Linked DNA regions of Homo sapiens: region 1 is linked to region 2. Evidence: chromatin loops called from intact Hi-C (ENCODE). Cell type or tissue: GM12878. All regions are shown on one strand. Each heading gives the region's core, and the rest is flanking DNA. Links, peaks and the distances in the headings are about the cores only.

Region 1 (2,921 bases), core at 270-2,769, 52 kb after region 2:
CAGCCTGGGCGACGGAGCGAGACTCCACCTCAAACAAAAAAAAAAAAAAAAAAAAAAAAAAAAAAGAGAAAAAGAAAATAGCAGAGCCAGAATTGAACTTAGATCTATTTTTCACCAGCAATGTTTCTAACAATTACATTGCCTTGCTGATTATACACAGTGATGACATTTAGATCATAAACATGTCTAAGAATTTTCTTATGTTTAGCATTCAAACAAGGGCCGTCCTAAACAGCTAAATAAGCCTCATCCTCACAGAAGCGAAAGCTTCTAGATGGGCTTGGTGTTGTTCATCAACGAGGTTTTATCAGGATAGTGGCAATTCTGGTGAATGACGGACTGAGCCCCTCTTGAGAACTGGATGTGTCTGCTTGGGCTGCATGCCATTTCCCACCCAGTGCTTACCATGCTGCTAGCAGCAATTAGGGTCGACTCACCTTAGCAGTTGCATGAGCAGCTGTTTCTTCCAAAGCAAGTTGGGACTGGAATTTGGCCATATAATCACACAGTTAAGGACAGCTCTGGCATTTATATATGAATCTCAGAATTTTAGGTACACCATTTCTTTTCCGTAAATAAAATTTCTTTCTGCTTTTAAGTGTCTTTTCCTGATTCTACATAGAAAATTTGATGAATATTTACAGCCATAAAAAAGAATGAAATCATGTCCTTTGCAGTAACATGGATGCACCTGGAGACCATTATTTTAAGCGAACTAATACAGGAACAGAAAACCAAAAAGCACACGTTCTCACTTATACGTGGTAGCTAAACATTGACTACATAAAGATGGGAACGATAGACAGTGGGGAATGCTTGAGAGAGAGGGTGGGGGAGGCATGGATTGGAAGACTAACTGTTGGGTACTGTGCTTACTACCTTGGTGATGGGATCCTTCGTACACCAAGCCTCAGCAACACACAACCTACCCGTGTAACAAACCTGCACATATATCTCCTGAACCTAAGATAAAAGTAGAAAAGAAGAAAAATGTAAAAAACATTTGCTTAAGTAAGAACAAAAAGGAAAAAAAGAAAATTTGGTAAATATTGAAAAGTTTAAACAACAAAATAAAGATTACCACTTAGATATAGCCATTGATAATATTTTGGTAAAGATGCTTCCAGTTTTTATTCCTATGAAGATGTATGCCTTTTTTAAAATGCAAACTTAAAATCTTAGTGTTTTATATCCATTTTTACTTAGCATAATTGCAACATTTTTCCTATGTGCTTAAATGTTCTTTTGCAACATACTTTTAGTGGCTATAAGTATTCCCTTTGGGTAATAGCGTCAGTGAATCCATTCTATTAGTGAACCTAATCCTCATTCAATTTAGTTAAAACCTCTCTAAAAAACAAGAACATAATTGCCACTAGTTTTCATAATGATATCCTAATGATGCTTTCAGATATGATGAGAAAATCCAGTTTCAGTCACTTCCCCTGTCACATCATGCAATGAACCTGACTTGAAGTTTCCCAGTACAAGCGCTGTGCATGACTGTAGCATGGGAAAATTCTCTTTTGACTGGGAAACTTTGAAAACCCATTTTTCTTTCTTTGAGGTGGCTTGTCTGTGACAAGTAACTTCAGTGTTTTCATACTTAGATGAAACTTCTCAAATCCTGATTTGCAGGTGATTTGGCTCTCCTAGTTGGCTTTACTACTTAACTAAACCTTTTTTCTTCTCCTAAATATTTCACATGGGCCAAACCCTGGGTCAGCAGCTACTACCTGAGGAAACCCCAGGTGTCATGAATGAGGTTGGAGAGACATGCATAATGTAGTATTAATGTGACTTTTCCTGAAACCAAAGAGTTCTGTGCTCCTAGGTATTAAAGTTATCAAACTGAGAAGTTGATTACAGCTGAAATGGGTGAACATGTAACAGAAGCACTCTACTCAGAAAAGGCTCCTGTGAAGCTAGGACTATGACTTATTATTACTTCTTGTTCTCTTAAAGACTATATTAAGTTAAATCACTATGATCCTCACCAAACCATTACTTTTCAGACATGGTTCCTTATTTCCCTTGGGATTCCATAGTGTCATGTGAGTAGGTAAGGGGTGAGGGAGGACAAAGCCTCCTTATTATCAATAATTGTCCTTATTGACAATAAGGAGGACCTCCTTATTGTCCCATCAACCAGCAGCTCTGCCTTTATATGTTTTATGTATTGAATTTCCACAAATTTTTGCTGAAAGAAAGGACTACTGCTTAAGGGAGTAAAGACTGTGAAAATCACTGGGGCATTGTAGATCCTATGGGTGGATGTAAAAGAGATGGAAAATGGACACCCAGACAGTATTACTTCCAAGTTTCCATTATGCTTGTAATTCTCCTGCAGTGACACAGTCCTTCTTGGGTTTGATATTTACCATAGGTCCTCTGGTTGGACTTCCCATAGATTAGCCTGCTTTTATGATAGTGGTTTCCATAGAGGCACCTCAGAAATGTTAGGGTTAGGAGAGATGAAAGAGTGATAGCCTTACAAGCATTGGTGGTAGAAAGTAACCTTCTAGTGATCAGAGCAGTGAGTGGTGGAAGGTATAACCTGTTAAAGGCCAACAGGAGACTGGTTTCTATATTCTCGTTCATGTGGATTACCCAGTAGGAAGATGCTCTTTCCATCAGAGTGATGTGGTGTATGAAATTCAGCCAGACAGTCTGTGAAATCTTCATTATCTATTTCTAGACTCATTTAAAACATTTTCGGTGGGCTCTCTTAAATTGAAGATTTATATTGGTGAATCACAGAACCAGCTACTCCGAATAAAAGATTTTAGTGGTTTTTGTTCCACAGCTCAGTTGACTGACTAGAGAATTTTCTCCAAAGATATTTTTAACCAGCAAAGAATGAGGAACTAACTAAAGAGTTTGCAATGGCTAATTTACAATTGGTGCCCAGAATCCTTAAC
Region 2 (2,921 bases), core at 187-2,686:
AAATTATACCTTATTAAGTCTGACTTTAAAATAAAAACACCACCAACAAAAATAAATAATTGATGATGCACTTTGGCTTAAATACCATCAAAGGATCATTTTGTTAGCTACTTGGATAAGGATTTGTTAAGTCATTAGTTATACAGAATGCCTCATTCAAATACAAAGGTGCAGCCCTTTCAGTACTCTGGCTTCTAATTGGGTGATGGAAATAGCTATTACTATAGAGGTGGATGCTCTAATGATCTTTGTTAAACAGAATGCTGCTGGAAGGTTAAAACAAAAGCTGCTGATTCTAGCGTTAGTGGAGATAGTGTTTAGTATACAATGTGCAGTCAAATTTCACTCTATCACCTCTCCTGATTCCTTTGCCATTAAAATATTCATCACTAGAGAAGAGTTGACTTTTCAGATCCGTTTTAATCTCAGCCATAACAAATGCACTGTGATATATATATGTGTATGTATATTTTCCTAGAATGGCTTATCAAATGTCTTACTGGAAAAACCAACATGTTTGATTTGGTGGGAGGAGGAATGGCTAATTTAATCACTCTCTAAAATACAATTCACAAATGTTTACAGCAAGAATTGGAGGGTTCTAACTGGAAATTTGAAGCTGTAGAGCTCTTAAACTGTGTTTCTTGATAATCAACATCCTTTATAAATCAAAGTAAAGATATGATTTTGAAAGAAGGCTTAAATTCCAAACTCTTGGCTGTGATTCGTGGGGTTGAAGGATATAACTTCTATCCTTTTGGGACAGATATCTCAACAATATGTATAAGATTACACAGTCTTTCCCCAACAGGAAATTTCTTGTTTATTTAAAACTGGGATTTACTAAATTGGTTTGAATTTAATGCTGTTCAGTAGTCAACTCAGTTGAGCAAGCACTTACCAATAATCATTAACTAGATGCCACATCTGTGATGAGGTGCTGAGTTTACACAGGCAAATGAGCCCCAAGCCCTGTTTTTAAGGAAATTACCATCCATCAGGGTGGACCAAACCATGTACAGCCAGCTAAACTTCAGCAACAGGGGAGATCTCTAAGGAGGAAGCTATTACATAGGAGATGACATTTGAATTCAGCCTTAATGTGTTAGCAGAATTTGGTCTAGTGTGGAAGACAGAAAGCCCAAGGTTTTATGGCAGAGGCTTAAGAACTTCACCGACAACTTCTTATATTCTCCTTAGGTCAGAGCCTGGTCCAAAAGGTATAGAGAATTGGCAGTTACCCACAAGTCTGCCCCAAAGAGGTTCTTTCCAACCACCTGCCACAGTGAGTCAAACAAACTCCGCTGTTGGAGATCCTTTACTTAAAGAGGTCTCCCTGCGGTCTAGACTAGTCACAGTGAAATCCCATCAGAAAGGGGGCCATAGTAATCTATTGCTGGCTTTTGGCTAATGACTGACATGACTTCCTTTTTGTCACTTGATATTTCACTGTCATACCAAGAGAGATGTTAACCGCAGTTAACTGATGAGAAACGTGAGCTGAAGCAGCTTGTGTCACTTGCCCTAGGATGCAGCTCTAGGATTCAGTCAATGTCTGACTGTGCTGGTTTTCCACTACAGCCCATGTGGCCTACTATGAGGACATGGAGACCCCATAAACTTATGGCCCCTGAGTCTCAGCCCTCAAGTGTGGTTAGCATGCCAAAATGGTAAATCTTTGAATACTCTTGGATTGTTTAGCTCTTTAAATGTTTGAGGTGCTCTTATATACATTATCATTTGATTTTTACTTTAAAAACAACTCACAGAATAAACGACTGTAGTTTTAAATAGAGCATTGTTGTCACACAGCACCTTTGGGGAGCCCATACATTGCTTGAGGTGGTCAAAGACTGGCTGAGTTGCTGGGGCCAGTAGTAGGGAGTGGGTACATCTTTAGCAGATCCCATGAATTGTCCCTCATGGGATCTGTTGTGGGGGATTAAATGGTTCTCTTCCTGTCTCCAACTAAGCTGAGGCTTACTGTAACCAGAGGAGCCACTGGCTTGGAACCCCTGGTTGGAACATAAGTTCTCTTGGGCATTGCCATTCCAGGGTATTAGGGTATTGGGGCCTGAGGCCCCTGAGGATAGCATGAAGCCATCTGGGGACTTCTCCATGAGAACTTCTTGTCACTAAGTGCGTGTAATTGCTGATTTAGTCTAGCCTGGCAGGCCCAGTGGTTCTGGTAAGTGGTGTTATTATACCAGGCTATTGGCTGGTAGTTGGCTAATTTGAGGAAAAAAAGAGGTGGTTGGATTCTATGGTAAATTCAGTTGGATGCAAGTGATAGGATTTGCCACAGGGATCATAAAAATCAGGGTGCTGTTCAGGGTGCACAGGTGAATTCCATGGCTCAGGCCTGATTTCACTCCACTGTAGGTACAGAGTGTGATCATGTGTGCAAAATTGTGCTTTCTGCCCCTCCAGAGTGTTTGATAAAGGAATGTCCAAGCCGCCTGTATTTTAGCCTGTTTCGCTCAGCTTGGGCTGGCCTGAGCCCAGGACCTTGGTGTTCCTGGGCTTCTGTCGCTCAGAAGAGCTGCATGGGAGCTCAGAGACAAAGGGGCTTGTTGTGTGAACTCAGATCAGTGGCAGCTGCAAGAAAGAAGAGATAAAGTCCTTCTGTTTTGCTTTTGCTCAACTCTAAATGGTACTTTAGGCTTTTTATAACATTGCAGTGTTCCTTAGGAAAGCTTGACTTGACACACTTATTCTCAGGGTTTTAGGGACCCTCTGTGAGGAATGGTTTGATCTGTCAGAAGGATGGCCTGACAGGGATAGAGCTTTTGGCCAGACCTAGCTACCAATGGGCTGTGTGATCTTGTGCCAGTTGCTTCCCCTCTCTGGGCCTATAAGCCTGGGGGAGTTTGGACTAGAGCAGCTGTGTGTTTCCCATTCGGTACCAGCATTCTGGGTGC

The links. Peaks named below come from ENCODE experiments on the same cell type or tissue, not always from the same donor. Only the 100,000 strongest peaks of a DNase experiment are listed, where the experiment ranks them.
Region 1: it touches region 2 in a loop (4-fold over the local background); 4 of 110 quality-filtered maps call a loop at or near these places.

Annotation. Positions count from the first base shown.
Region 1 is chr10:50,455,484-50,458,404 of GRCh38, reverse strand. The region is part of intron 5 of SGMS1 (sphingomyelin synthase 1); the gene reads left to right. Among named protein-coding and RNA genes, the nearest start is that of SGMS1, 170 kb to the left of the region's middle. In GM12878, for the core only: no CTCF peak of the experiment used is centred there; a DNase peak (open chromatin) is centred at 1,534; H3K27ac peaks cover 2,152 bases.
Region 2 is chr10:50,506,998-50,509,918 of GRCh38, reverse strand. All of the region lies in intron 3 of SGMS1 (sphingomyelin synthase 1), which reads left to right. Among named protein-coding and RNA genes, the nearest start is that of SGMS1, 120 kb to the left of the region's middle. RefSeq lists an enhancer at 1,160-1,239. In GM12878, for the core only: no CTCF peak of the experiment used is centred there; a DNase peak (open chromatin) is centred at 1,378; H3K4me3 peaks cover 382 bases; H3K27ac peaks cover 1,658 bases.